2 separate regions of the Mus musculus genome follow, and region 2 is linked to region 1. Evidence: chromatin loops called from intact Hi-C (ENCODE). Cell type or tissue: heart. All regions are shown on one strand. Region 1 has its middle 21 kb from the start of Osbpl10. Region 2 overlaps Cmtm8 (CKLF-like MARVEL transmembrane domain containing 8).

Evidence for each region. Hi-C counts contacts between places; a loop is a spot of excess contacts. Peaks named below come from ENCODE experiments on the same cell type or tissue, not always from the same donor. Only the 100,000 strongest peaks of a DNase experiment are listed, where the experiment ranks them.
Region 2: a loop joins it to region 1, with 7 times the contacts of the local background. A loop is called at or near these places in 16 of 42 quality-filtered maps.

What each region holds. Positions count from the first base shown.
Region 1 is chr9:114,953,204-114,961,203 of GRCm38, forward strand. No RefSeq gene overlaps it. Among named protein-coding and RNA genes, the nearest start is that of Osbpl10, 21 kb to the right of the region's middle. In heart, a CTCF peak has its summit at 3,989 (motif pointing left); a DNase peak (open chromatin) is centred at 7,358.
Region 2 is chr9:114,793,717-114,801,716 of GRCm38, forward strand. It overlaps Cmtm8 (CKLF-like MARVEL transmembrane domain containing 8), which reads right to left. Exons shown (of 4, transcript NM_027294.2): 2 at 2,325-2,498. Among named protein-coding and RNA genes, the nearest start is that of Cmtm7, 16 kb to the left of the region's middle. In heart, no CTCF peak of the experiment used is centred here; a DNase peak (open chromatin) is centred at 4,075; H3K27ac peaks cover 1,073 bases.

The sequences.
Region 1 (8,000 bases):
TTTGTTTTTGTTTGTGTGATGTGATTTTTTTTTTAAAAGGGTCTTAAGTAACTCAGGCTGGCCTGGAACTCCTGCCTGAGATTACAGGCGTGTACCACCACGCCCAGTTTAGAGCCTTACCTTCATCCATGGCAGACAAGTACTCTGCCAACAGCTATGTCTCAGTCCTCTCGTTTATTTTCAGTTTTTTTCTCTTCACATAATTTAACTTATAATTTTTCGCAAAATAATTTATAGTTTCTGTTTTGTACTCTTGGGCTTTCTGGAATTATGCTTTGGGTCAATGACCCACCTGCTGTCTGTTTCCCTCCTCAGCCCTCGTCCCCTGCTGTCAGCAGCTTCCAGATACCAGGCGTCAATTCTCACCGAGCTCCGCCCTCCCTTTTTTTTGTGCCTTGCTACTTTTTGTCAGTCTTTCATTCCCTTGTTAAAATCTATCAGATTAGCTAGGCATGCCCGTAATCTCAGCATTTGCAGAGTTGAGGAAGGAGGACTACTGAGAGTTTGAGGAAAATGTGAGTTCAAGTCTAGCCTCGACTACATACATAGAGGCCTCAATGCCAGTCTGGTTTATAGACGATATAGCCTTGTAAAAAAAAACAAGAAAGCTGGGTGGTGCACGCCTTTAATCCTGACACTTAAGAGGCAGAGGTAGGTGGATCTCTGTGAGTTTCAGGCCAGCCTGGTCTACCTAGTGAGTCCATGTCAGCCAAGAGGTAGTGAGACCCTGTCTCAAACCCACAAACAAAAATCCTAAAAACCAATACCCCCAAAAGCCAATAAATAAATAAAAGAGCAAGGGGAATCATTTGATGTTAGATTATCATTCCCGTTCGCTGGTGTGATCCAGCCTAAGTGTTTTCCATATAACTTATGGATTGCTCATAAAATTTTATCATTGCTTTAAGAAAATTTAGATACTATAATTTAGCCTCCAACCTTCCTCTTCAACATAATCCCCACTCCCGTTTTATGACACCGGTTCTTCTGTCCTTATTTAAGGGTTTAATAGAGCCGTGTTTGAAACTGGCCAGAAGGCAATTTCAAGAAAGGGTGGCAGGCTGCTGTTAATGGGCACTCTCAGTATTTACTGCCCTCAGACAGAACACGACTGTTATTATTATTAAAAATCATATGTTGATTGCCATGGGTCTCCCCACAGCTACAGAGACATAAAAAATCCAAAGTGTGCCCCCTGCCCTATTAGCTAGCAAATAAAAATGTGCTTCCAAAAGGTTTTTCTGGCTTTGTTTAAGATATTTGCTTTGGGGGATGAACCCTATGGAGTGAGTGTGAGGGATGGGCCCTATGGAGTGAGTGTGGGGGATGGGCCCTATGGGAGCAGGATGATGTATCTGCACTCTGTATGAATTTCTTCTTATCAGTACTTGCTCCATCAGACGGAGCAGACTCTGCAGTGGGCACACCCAGGACCTTTACAGGGTGTAATGTAGATTCATGAACTCAAAGCTTACTTTGGGTGTGCGCAGCTCCCAGCTCTAACCTCAGAGGCCAGAGTCATATGAAATTCATGGGAAATGCACTTGTGGTCCTACTCAAGGGGCAGAGGCAGGGGGATGGCCTAGGCTATATACTATGGACTCTCTGAAAAGAAAATCAAAAGGCCAAACCCCACCCAACACAAAACAGAAAAGCCAAAACCAACCAACGAACTGGGGACCAAGTAAGACTACTGGTAATAAAATAAAAAAGTAGACACAAACGCCAAGAGACTGGTGAGAGGGCTCAGCTGGTAACGGCACCTGCTACCAAGCCTGAGGACTTGACTTGTTCCTGAGGCCCATGGGGTGGAAAGAATAGATTCCTGGAAGTTGACCTTTGACCTCCATATGCATGCACGGGGGCATGAGTGCTCCCCATAAATCAATAGAAAAATTTAAAATCTGGCAACAGTTGCTGGATTCTTTAGGTGTGCTAAAAGGCATGGATTGTGCCTCACAGTGGGTGAATTTGATGTTAAATTATATCCCGCTGAGGCCTTAAAGATAAAAGATAAATAAATCTCTCATGCTGTGACAAACTGGAGATTCTTGATCAAAACCAACTCTGAGCCATGAACAGTGACACCTTGTTATCCCAGCTCCCAGGAGGATCTGAGGTCCGGGGAAGTCCAGGCAGCATAGACGGGGTCTCCGAAAACCAAGCATCAAACAGACAGAAAGCTTAAAACAACAGCTAAACCTTGCCTAAGTGCATGGGTATCCAGACCCCCGCCTTTTCACGTATTCTTTAAATACATTCATCTATTTTCATGCTTTGGCAGGGTCACACCCATGCGGAGGCCGGAGAACAGGGTGTCAGGAATGGACTTTGGTCCTCAGACTTGTGGACAAGCTCTGTCAGCCCCTGCGCCCCAGATTACTGCCTTGTAGATGATGTGGTCAATGGCTGAGCTTCAGGAGAGCAGTGCCTCCACCATCTCCGGGTTCACCTGCGAACCCGCTGGCTCAAGGCCCTGGGGCCGCCACAGTGTAAGGCTCACAACTGTGCCTCACCACTGAGACTCACCCACTGTCTCACCACTGAGACTCACCACTGTGTCTCACCACTGTGCCTCACCACTGAGACTCACCACTGTGTCTCACCACTGTGTCTCACCACTGTGTCTCACCACTGAGACTCACCACTGTGTCTCACCACTGAGACTCATCACTGAGACTCACCACTGTGTCTCACCACTGTGTCTCACCACTGTGTCTCACCACTGAGACTCACCACTGAGACTCACCACTGTGTCTCACCACTGAGACTCACCACTGTGTCTACCACTGTGACTCACCACTGAGCTTCACCACTGAGACTCACCACTGTGTCTCACCACTGTGACTCACCACTGAGCCTCACCACTGAACTTCACCACTGTGTCTCACCACTGTGTCTCACCACTGAGACTCACCACTGTGCCTCACCACTGAGACTCACCACTGTGTCTCACCACTGAGACTCACCACTGTGTCTCACCACTGAGACTCACCACTGAGCCTCACCATTGAGACTCACCACTGTGTCTCACCACTGTGTCTACCACTGTGACTCACCACTGAGCCTCACCACTGAGCCAAACCACTGTGTCTCACCACTGAGACTCACCACTGTGTCTCACCACTGAGACTCACCACTGAGATTCACCACTGTGTCTCACCACTGTGTCTCACCACTGAGACTCACCACTGAGATTCACCACTGTGTCTCACCACCGAGCCTCACGTGTGTCCCTGGTTAGTAGAAATGGATGTAAGCCGGGAAAGCAGGCTGAGGAGGAGCAAGGCTGTCCAGCTCATGTTACTGATGACAGGATCAAGGGGAGACAACACAGGGAATAGTATGAAATCACCATGGTCCTTGAGAAGAGACAGATACTAATCATTTCTTTCATGTATTCACATTATTGAGGGGACACAGGACATCAATGTGTAGCCTAGCCTGGGAAAGACCCTGTGTCCAAGTCTCTCAGTGTTGGAATTATAGGCATATGTCCCCAAGAATCCAAATAAAAATGCTGGCTGTGGTGGTAGGATTGTTAAAGAACTGGGCCAAATCTTTTTAGGAAATGAACTTCCAGCATTTAGTCATTTACACCTGGGGACAATCGACCCTCAGGTGTTGAAAGTATGAACACAGCTCTGAGAGGCTCGCTCCACCTTTGACAGTGATCTTTCCCCTCACAAGTTCCTCTCACTACAGCCTTCTAGGGCGGGTCTCCGTGTGTTATGACTTCCGTCTACACAGTCATAGAGACTTGTGTGCAAGTGCTTTCCATGGCTCATTTCTCCCGGAAGCGTCATTCTCTGAACAAATAGATTATAGATTATGACTGCACCTATGAGAGGCCTCCTGTTTTTGGAGTGGTCTCCAGGATGTGCCACCATTGGTAATCCCTGGAATTACGTCCTGGGCTAAGGATACAGCTTAGAGATGGCCAAGTGGCCATAGTATTGAATCGAATGGGATATATCACCCCCTAGTGGTGGAATAGGAAAACAACCCCAGGCTTTGCCTCTGTCCCAGCTACTGAACTGTGGGTTAGCCAGGAGGTCAGTTTGTAGAACTCTAGTGGGGATTTTTTGTTTTGTTTTGTTTTGTTTTGTTGTTGATTTGTTTGTTTTTTATTTTTCGAGACAGGGTTTCTCTGTATAGCCCTGGCTGTCCTGGAACTCACTTTGTAGACCAGGCTGGCCTCCAACTCAGAAATCCGCCTGCCTCTGCCTCCCGACTGCTGGGACTAAAGGAGTGTGCCACCTCTTCTAGTCGGGAATTTGACAGTGATGTTTAAAGTTTGAATGTGGCAGTAACTGCAACAGCCTCCATAGTGACTCAGACCTTCCCTGAGTGGCGCTTACCCATTCAGAAATGGCCCACTTCCATGTCTGTCTCTGTCTCTCTTTTCATCCTTTCTGTGAGACCACAGTGGGACAGATTCCAAATTTATTCCCTGATGTCTGGTTTCAGGATGAAAATGCCTCACATGTGGGAAGGGCTTGAGGACAGACATCTAGCATGTTCCCATAGCTCCAGTTGCTTGAAAGTGCTCAGGACTTTGAGACCAGCCTGGATGGTGAGACCCCAGACTCCTGTAACTTTTTTTTTTTCAATATAAAGATTTATTTATTTTATGTATTTGTCTTCAGACACACCAGAAGAGGGCATTAGGTCCTAATTAGGTTGGAGACAGCCCAGGCTGTATTGTAGGAAAGCATATACTAGTTCAAATTCTGGACCATTGTAAGTACCCCACCACCACCATCCAGAGAACGTTTTCTGATTTCCGTATCTATAAGGAGGAACTGGGGGGATGATCCAATGGTTAAGGGTGCTTACTGCTCTTGCAGAGGACCTGGGTTTGGTTCTCAGCACCCACAAAGTAGTTCACAGCTACTTATAATTCCAGTTTCAGGAGATTTGAAACACTGTTGTGATCTCAAGAGGATATGGTGCATACAAACTCACACGGGCACAGACACTCACACAGGCACACACCACACACACACAATTTACTCACTCACACACACAGGGATATACACACAGGCACACACCACACATACACACACACATTCTCTCTCTCTCTCACACACACACACACAGGGACATACACAGAGGCACATACACTCACATGCACAGACACACACACTCACATAGGCACACACACATTCATTCACAAACACAAGGACACACACATACACACTCACACACACACACTGAATAAACAGATCTTAAAGATAAAGTGGAAGGAAGAAACCGAGAAGGGAGAGGTACAAATGGGGACAAGAGCCCATAATATTGCGGGATAATAACAATTATATGGGACAGGACACCGATCATATTGATGTGTCTAACTAGTGCAGAAAGACATAAAAAAGAAAAATGAGATATATAAGAGACTAAGGCAGAGATAAAATTGTCATTATTTTTCAGTGATATAAACTGTATGGAAAAACCAATAGAATCAATAAACAAACTATTAGAATCTAGGAGTTTATTGATCTTGCTGGATGAAAGATCTCTTTGCGTGGCTCAATAGGCTTCATTGCTCTTGTCTGGGGAACAGCACAAAACTGAACAGAGATCGTGGTGTCATTCACAAGCCCGGAGGTTATGAAGCACAGGGAAGTACAGCAGTACAGAGGGTTTTCTTTATTTGACTCTTGCATCCTTCCTTCCTTCCTTCCTTCCTTCCTTCCTTCCTTCCTTCCTTCCTTCCTCCCTCCCTCCCTTCCCTGTTTCTTTCCTTTTTTCTTTCTTTTGGTGTGTGGGTGCGTGTCTAGTTTCCTTCTCTTGCTGTGATTCCAAAACCTACTTAGAGAAAGAGGTTTATCTGGCTTACACTTCCAGGTCACAGTTCATCACTGAAAGAAAGTCCAGACAGGAGCTTAAGCAGAAACTTCAAGCAGAACCCATGGAGGAATGCAAGTTTGTTGGTTTGCTCTTTAGCTTGCTCGCTGGCCCGTGCTCTGATAGCTTTCTTATGTAGTCCATGCCCACCTGCCTAGGGATGATGCTGCCCACAGTGGACTGGGCCTTCCTACAGCAATCAAGGCCATCCCTCACTGATATGGGTATAGACCAATGATCTGGGCAAATGACCTTGGATTTCTGACTCTTCGGCCTGCACTTTCCAAGGCTAGGATTACAGGCAGGAACAACCACACCCAGTTTATACTGTGCCAGGGATTAGACCCAGAGGCCTTATGTATACTAGGCAAGCACCTAATTACTGAACTACACCACCCCCTCCCCAGCCCCGAGGGTTCTGGGACAGCCTCACGTAGCCCAGGTCGGCCTTGAACTCACCATGATTCTTTTGCCTCTGCTTTCCAAGTGCTGGGGTCACAAACACACATCACAGTGCCCAGCTCACTTCTGTAGGTTTTTACAAGGATACCAAAGTATCCTAGAGGGAGAGGGGAGAAGGAGTTGCCATTAAATGGGACAGGATGAAGCAGACAGATGACAGCTCATGCCATGAACTGGGGAATGTAATTAACTCAGTTTTCCCACAGCTGCAGAAATCCTAATGCATTTTTTTTTCTGGTCTACAACATAGCCTGTGTTGGGCTCAGCATGATCTCATTAACTGCTGAGTGTCTTCAGGGCCCAAGAACAGCTACTGAGCTTTTGGCTCTTGGTCATCTGGTACCTGATACAAAGTATACGTGTTCTATCAGGTTTTTAAAAGCTACGTTTTTAAATATATGTGTATGTTTGTGTGTCTGCACACATGAGTCCAGGTGCCCTGGGAGACCAGAATATGGTTTCGGATCCCTCTGGAGCTGGGGGTACATGTGGTTGTGAGCCACCTGATGGGTGCTGGGAATGGAACTCAGGCTCTCTGTAAGGACAGTAAGACAGCCAACTTGGTGGTGCACACCTTTAATCCCAGTACTTGGGAGGCAGAGGCAGGCAGATCTCTGAGTTCCAGGCCACCTGGTCTACATAGGGAGTTCCAGGACAGTCAGGGCTACATAGAGAAACCTGTTTCAAAAAGTAAACAAGCCGACAGACAGAGATACAGACAGAGTATTAGCCAGTAAGATCTTAACTGCTGAGCCACTCCCTAGCCCTGTGTAGAGAGTTTAAGAGATCAATGTCTACATTTCTTAAAAACTTACAAAAGTGTCTTCCTCCACCAAGACCACAGCACCCGGAAACAAGATTTTCCAGTTTTCTCACTGTAGACCTTTTAAGGCTCACAATCAACAGGGAAGTTCTGTGGTTTTGTCCTAGGTCTGTGTCTTTGGGAATGGCTCCTTTCTTTCCCCTCCTGGTCTCCCCGGCTCATGCTTGGTCCTCTTAGTCTAGGCCAGGAAGTCAGGTGGCAAAGGCAGTATGTTCTGGCCCTTTGATGGGCGGGCAGGCTGGCCTACTGCCTGTCACCCAGCAAAAGCAGGCCAGCAGCTGCTCAGCCTTAAAGGCAAAGTCCCCACCTGACCTTCAGAGTCTGTGCAGACCTGCTAAGGCCCAGACAAGCCATTGCTTGTGTGGCTGATGTCTCCTTCTCTTCTTCTTCCTCTTCCTCCTCCTCTTCTTCCTCCTCCTCCTTCTCTTCTGTCATGTTGTTAGTTTGAGACAAGATCTCACATGGTTGCCTAGGCTGGCCTTGGATTTCTTGCACTATTCCCATCTCAGCCTCAAGTGTGCTTGCTGCTTACCACGCCTTGTATACCCCCTCACACACACCCCACCTCGCTCCCAGGGTTCTTGTAGCCCAGGTTGGTCTCAAACTTGCCGTGTTGCTTCGGCTAACCTCCCCAGCCCTGACATTGAGGTTTTTTTTTCCCTTCTTGTTTCAGTGAAGTCTGATACCACAGTCCTGCTTCTCATTTCTAGACTTCAACAAGGAAGTGTTTTAAATGAAACAACGGGGGATGAAGACGATTACATAATTAACTGTAAACATTTTCTCCTGCCTGGCTTCAGAGGTGGTGGTTTCTTAAAGACACTGGTGCTGGGTCTGCTGTTTGTGAAGCACTATGAATGATAAC
Region 2 (8,000 bases), 160 kb before region 1:
GGTGCACCTCAGCTAAGGGATCAAGAATTCTCCCACCGGACGTGGTGGCCCACGCCTTTAACTCCAGCACTCGGGAGGCAGAGGCAGGCGGATTTCTGAGTTCGAGTCTAGCCTGGCCTACAGAGTGAGTTCTAGGACAGCCAGGGCTACACAGAGAAACCCTGTCTTGAAAAAAACCAAAAAAAAAAAAAAAAAAAAAAAAAAAAAAAAAAAGAATTCTCCCAGTGTCAAAGGCACGAGCCAGGGACTGGGCATGCCATGTCTTCTATAGCAGGAGCAACCTTCGGGTATAAGGCTGACCTAGGGGCAGGAGGCTAGGAAAGGCATGTCACTGAGGGAGAGGGAGCGGGGCCCCAGCCCTGGTGGCTGCTGAGAGGGTGGGGGGAAGGATGTGGCAGACAGAGCTGGCTGACCTGCAGACATTCACTTCTCCAAAGTCACCAGCTCTGGCCAGCAAGGACTAACGGACATTCAGCTACTGGAAGGGACAATGGCTTTCCTTTCCTTTATGTATATTCATCAATTTTCATTTTGACATTAAATCTCACGTAGCCCAGGTTGGCTTCCAACTCATTATTTATCTGAGAACCCTTTAGCCTTTACCTCCTGAAGGCTGGGATTGCAGGTGTGCACACACGGTTTTTATGGGGGATCGGACCCAGGGCTTCATGCACACTAGGCAAAGACCCCACCCACTGAGCTACATGCCCAGACCCACCTCCATCACTTCTTTGTCCTCTTTCACTAGGTTGTCACAGCTGCTATTTTATGAAAGAATCAGCTATTTTTGAATCCAACATCCAAATGAGTCTGCCCTTCCTAGTGTCCTAGGGGAATCAGGACACTGACTCCCGGGGCCCTCTGTGTGCTCCTGGTCACAAGCACTTGCTTGGGATCACTTTCAGACCCAGATCCAGATGTCTGAAAATGCCAATGGAGATTCTTCGCTTTGGGGTGTGGGGAAACAACCACAAGTTAATCTGTTTTGAAAGTGAAAGGAGACTTGCCTCTGGTTGGGTTTACTTGAACTCTAGAGGCAGCTCAGAAGGAAGAGGGGCAGGGACACTTTGAACAATGAAGGCAGTGTATGAAAGCCCTCGGACCACAGCTCTCAAAGAGGATGGCCTTCAAAGTGCGGAGCCAGATGTGTGTGTGTGTGTGTGTGTGTGTGTGTGTGTGTGTGTTGGAAACAAACATAGTAAATCGGTATGCCTTTTGAGTTCTGTTTTATCCATGTAGTACCACTTTTAAAAAATTTTATTATCATTTTAAGTGATGACCTTGATGACCTTGAACCCACTGTTCGGCCAGCTTGGCTTCAAACTTGAGGTCTTCTTGCTTCCATTTCCCATGTTCCGAGAAATTGCTAGAATTATAGGCATGTGCCACCATATCTATGTGTCTGTTTGTCTATGTGTCTGTCTGTCTGTCTGAAACAAGGCCTAGTATATTGTAGACTGATCTCCAACTCTATATGCAGCTGAAAACGATTTTGACTTTCTGATTCTCCTGCTTCTACTTCCCAGTGCTGACATTATAGATGTGAGCCACCATGCCTATGTATGCGGTGCTTTGTGTATGCCAGGTAAGTGCTCTCTCAACCGATAGGGCACTTCCAACTCCCTAGCAAGACTGCACACTCTTGCCAGAAGACTGTGTGATCACTGTTGTCTAACCTGTGGATGGCGTGCTCTCTGGAGCCAGGACAAGAATCCAAACCCCTTAACTATTCTTGTTTCCAAGTGGGAAGACACTCACTTTACTCATCTGTGTTTCTGTGGTGCTGGGGTTTAAATACAAGACCAGGAACATGGCAGGCAGGTGCCTTGCCCTGCTCTACTCCGGACCCATCTACCACACTGTGTGTTTTCTTTGCAACAGGACATAGAGACCAAAGCTTCCCACACTCCGGTTTCACCCAGACGCCTGCCACGTGTTTGTTTTAACAGCCTGGATCCTTTTTCTTTAGTCGTGCACATAGAAAGAAGGAAGGAAATCAGGAGACACTGTTGCCCTGACCCACCTGTTTGCAGGTGACACTGAGTATCGTGACAGAATCCAGCTTTCCTTGACTCAGTTTGTCTGGGAACCTTGTTCATTCCTAGGTGTGCTGGCTTCACTCTCAGGCCATCGGGTAAGCAGGGACCACCTACTGCTGCTGGCTTCTCCAGCACTGGCCTGCCCCACGTGAGCAGAGGTGACCCCAAATCCACAAGAAGAGACACCTGCTGTCCCACCTCACGGCCCCAGGCAGGTGCCGCCCCTGAGACACCTGCTGTCCCACCTCACAGCCCCGGGCAGGTGCCACCCCGAGGTGTCCTTACCACTGTGGTCCAGGGCACCTGGGGAATCCTGGTGTAAGTCAGGGTGATGTAGACAATGAGGAAGAAGACGGTGAGGACCCAGTAGAAGACAGCCACAAACATTACCCAGCCAAAAGCAGGGACTCTAAAATACTCAGTGCCAGCGATGAGAGTCCACACCAGCAGTCCCAAGACCTGCAGAGTAGCAGAGGTGGTGCAGAGAGGGGGGCGGAAAGAGAGAGAGTGAGATACAGAGGAAGTCATTAGTCACAATGCCCCACACAACCTGTACATATTATACACACATGCCCACCCATGTAGACATATCCCCAATATACATAATAAAAACATTTTAAAAAAGATTTATTTATTTTTATGATTACACTGTAGCACACCAGAAGAGAGCACCAGATCCCATTACAGATGGTTGTGAGCCACCATGTGGTTGCTGGGAAATGAACTCAGGACCTCTGGAAGAGCAGTCAGTGCTCTTAACCCTTGAGCCATCTTTCCAGCCACGACCCGCTCTCCCCCTCCGCCACCCCACCCCCCCCCCCCGTACAAATCCTTTCACCACATCTCTAAGCTGTGCAGCAGTCAGCCTGTGCATCATATCCCAAGAGGCAGCCCCTGGAAAACGTGGGGCTTTGGCTGTGGTGTAGTGTCACCCAGGCCAGCCTCCCCCCTTCTGTGGTAGCTTTCTTTGTGCTAAACAAAGTAGTTTGGCCTCCTGGCCTTTCACATCACAGCCTGGGTTATTTTAGACAGAGATAGATTAGAAAAGAAAGCAGGGACGGCAGCTAGCTCCGATCTGCTGTGATGCTTTAAATGGCCAATTTGGAGAGCACGCCTTTTGTCACTCAGTGCATTCTGGGAAATTCTGCGGTGAAGCTGTTATGTTACAGAGGTCAATCAGAGCCATCTGGGTTAGCAACGTGCTCCCTGAGCACCTACTCTCAATTGTGTGTGATGCTGGGCACTTAGGTCACAGATAGGAGAGAGGCACAGCGTCATTAAACCTGTCATGTGTTAGACACACTATTCAGGTCTGACCAACGATGACTGTGACTAGATACAGCTCATGGCCTGAATCAGATGATGATGATGATGATATTAATGGTGGTGGTGGGATGTGTGAAGACCAGAAGTCAATTCTAGGTGTTGTTCCTCAGGAGCCATTCAGGGTCTCTCACGGGGACCCCGGGTTTGTCACTTCTGACCTCCTGTCTCTGCCTCCTGCACATGCCTGTTTCTTTTTGTGTGAACACTGGGGATGGAACTCAGGTCCCCATGTTTGTGAGACAGGTACTTTACTAATGGAGCCACAACCCCAGCTCACACGACCTGTTTCATGCAGCAGACAGACACAGCCCTGCTCTTTGCCTTGCCCCTTACCTGTGATGTCATGCTTAAAAGACAGCCTCAGGCATGAAGCCTAAAATAGTCACATTCACAGAAAATGTCTGCCAGCTCCCACTTCACACCCCACACTCTCTGCTTCAGAAAATACGTACGCAGGCACGCACATATGCACGTGCACACTTGGGGTTTTGTCTTTTCAAACAAAGCAGGTTATTACCACATGATGCTGGAGACCGTAAGAGAAAGAAAAGTGCATTTCCTCCTGGGATCCACATTGACTCCAACCTGCTGCCTCCCCACATCTGCTCAGTTGTCCCCTTCAGACTCAGGGACTCTCTTCCAGCCAGCCCTTTATCTCTTCTGTCTCTCAGAGTCTGTCAGCATGCTCGGCCACCACCTCCATTTATCCACTAGGGGGCACCCGCATACTGCTGATGGATGACCAGGCCAGCGGAACCAGGGCAGACCAGGGTGGGCTGTCTGCCCAGTGTGAAACAGAGGTGGTGGAAGGACTTGACTTCCACTGTTAGCATCGGTTGCCACATATTGCCTGAGAAAAGGATGGACTGATGCAAAGACTTAATCCCCATGTCCTTGGACTCTGTGTGATGTTCTCGCAGAGATTTTACTGAGGTGTGCTTCAAGAGCTACAGCAGAGCCACTAGTGAATGCACCCAGGGGCCTGGGGCCTTGGTGGCATCTCTAACAAGGCACATGGGCTCTCTGTTTCCGGTCTTGGAAGTGAGGAAATAGAGGTGTAGGATTTAGGGGTCTGGCTCCGAGATGGGGAGAATCAAATTTGCCTGATGAAGGCAGACTTCAAACCATATGGCTCTTGTTCCTACTCTGAGGGGGTGTCATGAGGACGTCTGTCCCCTAGCCACAGTGGTGCTAAGAACTTGGGACTTAGTTATTCTGACATTTCATGATCAAACAAAGATCTATATGGAGGCTGGACCATGGGACTCTGTTATTCCCAGCAGGCAGTGCGACAGGACTCTGCATACAAGGTGGGTGTTAAAATATGTCTAAAGACTGACTTTAGGCAGCATCTGTGACCCGTCACCATGGACACAGCTGCTTTTGAATTCTCCGAGCTCCTGTAAGGAACCCCGATAGACTCACTGCCTCACTAAAGCAGATCCGCATATGGCCTTTTGTCTGTACCCAATCTTTGGTGAGTGGTGAGACCACAGAGAATAACGTTACCAGTATACCAAGTTCCATGGAACTCTGCAGAGGTTAGCGGTCTCATGTTTATTCCGTCCATGAAACATAACCAAATGCTCTGCCCAAACTGCACGTTGGCAGGAAGAACTCATGGAGTCCTTGGTGGTAAAAGAGAGGGTCAGGGGCCTGTGCCTGGAATTAGCACCACGGTGCTCCAGAGAATGAAGTGATGCAGAGAAGTTGGCACACACTTTTTGGTCATGGCTGCATGGTGAATGTCGTGGGCTTTGAATCCCATACGGTCTCGGTCCCAACCATTCATTTTGCTACTGTAGTGTGGCCACGTTTTGTGGGAACTTTATTTACAAACAGGGTAGGCTAGATTTGGCTGGCAGGCTGCAATTAGCCAGGCTCTCCAAGTGTGTGGTCCCAGGCAGGGAGGTCCAACGTCAGCTAAGAACACAGACATGCAGATTCCATCTAGACCTGTCATTCAGCAATGCTGGGAAGAGGCAGGGCAAGGGGGTCACATTCCCTGTGCTCAGGCAGCTCAAGGGACTAGCCCCTCACTCACTCCCCGACCCTTCCCCTTTCTTCTTCCCTCCCTCGATTTTTTTCCTTTCTCCTTTCCCATTGAACAGTTCACACCTCAGGGGCTTGAGTGTGTGAGCTTAGACTCTGACTCAGTTAAGGTTTCTACTGCTACAATGAAACACCATGGCCAGAAAGCAAGCTTAAGAGGAAAGGGTTTATTGAACACCCTTCTACATTGTAACCCATCGAAAAAGGAACTCAGGACAGGAATTAGAACAGGGCAAGAACCTGGAAGCAGGAGCTGAGGCACAGGCTGTGGAGGGATGCTGTTTACTTGGCTTGCTCCCATGGCTTGTTCAGTCTGCTCTCTTAGAGAACCCGAGACCACCATCCCAGGGATGAAGCCACCCACAACAGGCTGAGCCCTCCCCCACCAATCACTAATTAAGAAACTGCCTTCCAGGCCTTCATACATCCTGGTCTTATGGAGGCCAGTTCTCCACGGTTTTCTCCTCTCAGATGACTTTAGCTTGTGTCAAGCTGACATAAGACTGTGCAGCGCCGACACTAATGACCCAGCTCTCAGATCTCCCAAAGAACATGCATCCATCACAGCAAGTGCTGTCAGTCAGTGAGGGATGCTCTGCTCCCGTGCGGGTCACCAAAGGGCAAGGCCTCAGACAAACCAGAAGGTCTGCAAGAACAAAGGATCCTGTGGTGAGGACTCTGCCCTGATTTCCTGATGCTCCAAGGCTGGCTCTGAGTGTTAAACCTGGGTGAAGCATTTTGATGCCAACCTGAAGCTCGGCTCTAGCTGACTCAGCATTTCCCCTCTGTGGGTGGTGTTTTCTTCTCTGACCTTCCCCGAGCCTCTGAATAAAGTGTTTCAACAACAACAACAACGGAGAAGGTGAGGGAAAAGGAAAGGGCTAAAGGAAGAAAGAGAGACACGGGCTCACAGAAGGAATGAGGGCTGAGGACTAACCTCGGCTGGTAGAGCACATCTCTAGCCAAGGTGTGAAGTCCAAGGTTTGATCCCTCACTCCACAGAAAACAAATGTGGTGGTGGGCACATCTGTAACTCTAGTTATATCGGAAGTGGAGGCAGGAGGATAAGAAGCCCTCAGCTTGGGGCTGAAGAAAAGGCTCAGTGGTTAAGAGCATGTATTGAGCTTGCAGAAGACCTGAGTTCAATTCCCAGTGCCCACACTGAGAGGCTCGCAACAGCTGGTAGCTTCAGGGGAATTTGATACCTCTGGCCCTCAAAGGCATCTGTACTCATATACATGTGAGCGCACATATGCCAACACGCATACACATATACATACACCCACACACATACACATATTCCCACACACAGGCACACAAACACACATACTCATACACATATACCCCACCACAAACACACATGCTTAAGGGTATATATATATATACACATATATATTCTTATGACTATATACATATATATATTCATAAGAAGCTCAAGTAAAATAATGCCGAAAAGCATCTCCTGTCCTGTGGAGAGCCACTGGCTCCCACTGCTGTGCTCAGCCCCTGCTCCATTAGCCCCTGCATGAGATGTCGCTCTCACACTGATCTGGGTTCTTTGAGAAAGGATGGGGGTCTTTTCCCACAGTCTTTCTGGGCTCTGGATGAGGCTAACTGGGGAGGAGAGGGGAGGAGTGTGACTGGAGTGCAGAACCACCAGTGGTCTCCAAAGCCATCTGCAGCCAGTGGCAGCGCCCAAGTCCATTGTCTTGTGCCCAAGAGCATCAAGGCAATCAGGGCAGGGCCGGAGCAGAACATAGATTCATTAAGGAAGGAAAGTAAGAAGGAACTCCTGAGAGTGGGCAGGCCTCCAAGCATAGGTCTGAAGATCTTTCTGCCCCAGAGCCTTTTGGCAGGATCCACAGGTCCACATCTTCCATGTATGGTTTTTTGTTTTTTGTTTTTTGTTTCTAGATTCCACATGAATTTCGAGTTTTTGTTTTTTTTTTTTTTTTATTGTCTATTTCTACAAAATGTGGCATTGAAACCATGCAAGGGACTGGGATGCCCTGAATAGACAGACAATTTCCTTCCAAAATAATGTTTTAAAACACACGAACTATGTAGCTTCTAAATCTAGGTGGGGCACACATTTGAAGCAAGCCCTTTCTTCCTCCCTAAAAGATGCCATCCGACTGCTCTTAATTAAAACAGACTTGCAAGGCCACGGGGAAGAGACAGATTCACCAGAGAACACAGAGAAATCCCCTGGATGTCTCATGGCTCTATGACCTTGTCTCCGAGCGAGCTTTAACGTCCTTCCCCAGATTCCATCTATAGTCAGCACAGCTGTGAAAAGCTGTGTCCATTCACTCTTCTAGCTGCCGAGAGTGCAGGTCAGGAAGGTTAGCAGACACCAAGACAACCAGTGACCCCGAGCCAGGCCAAAGCATACACGCAAGACAATGCAGCCCCCTGTCCTTGACAGGGTGCGGTGTCGCCTGGGAGATGGGGCGAGCGGAAAACTAAAGCGGCCGCACAGCCCGCAAGGGGTCAAGGAAGCAGGTTCATGGCAAGACAGGCTGATGTTCATGCATGGAGTGTCTGAATTCCAGGTATCAGCGTTGAGGACGCTGGCAACGC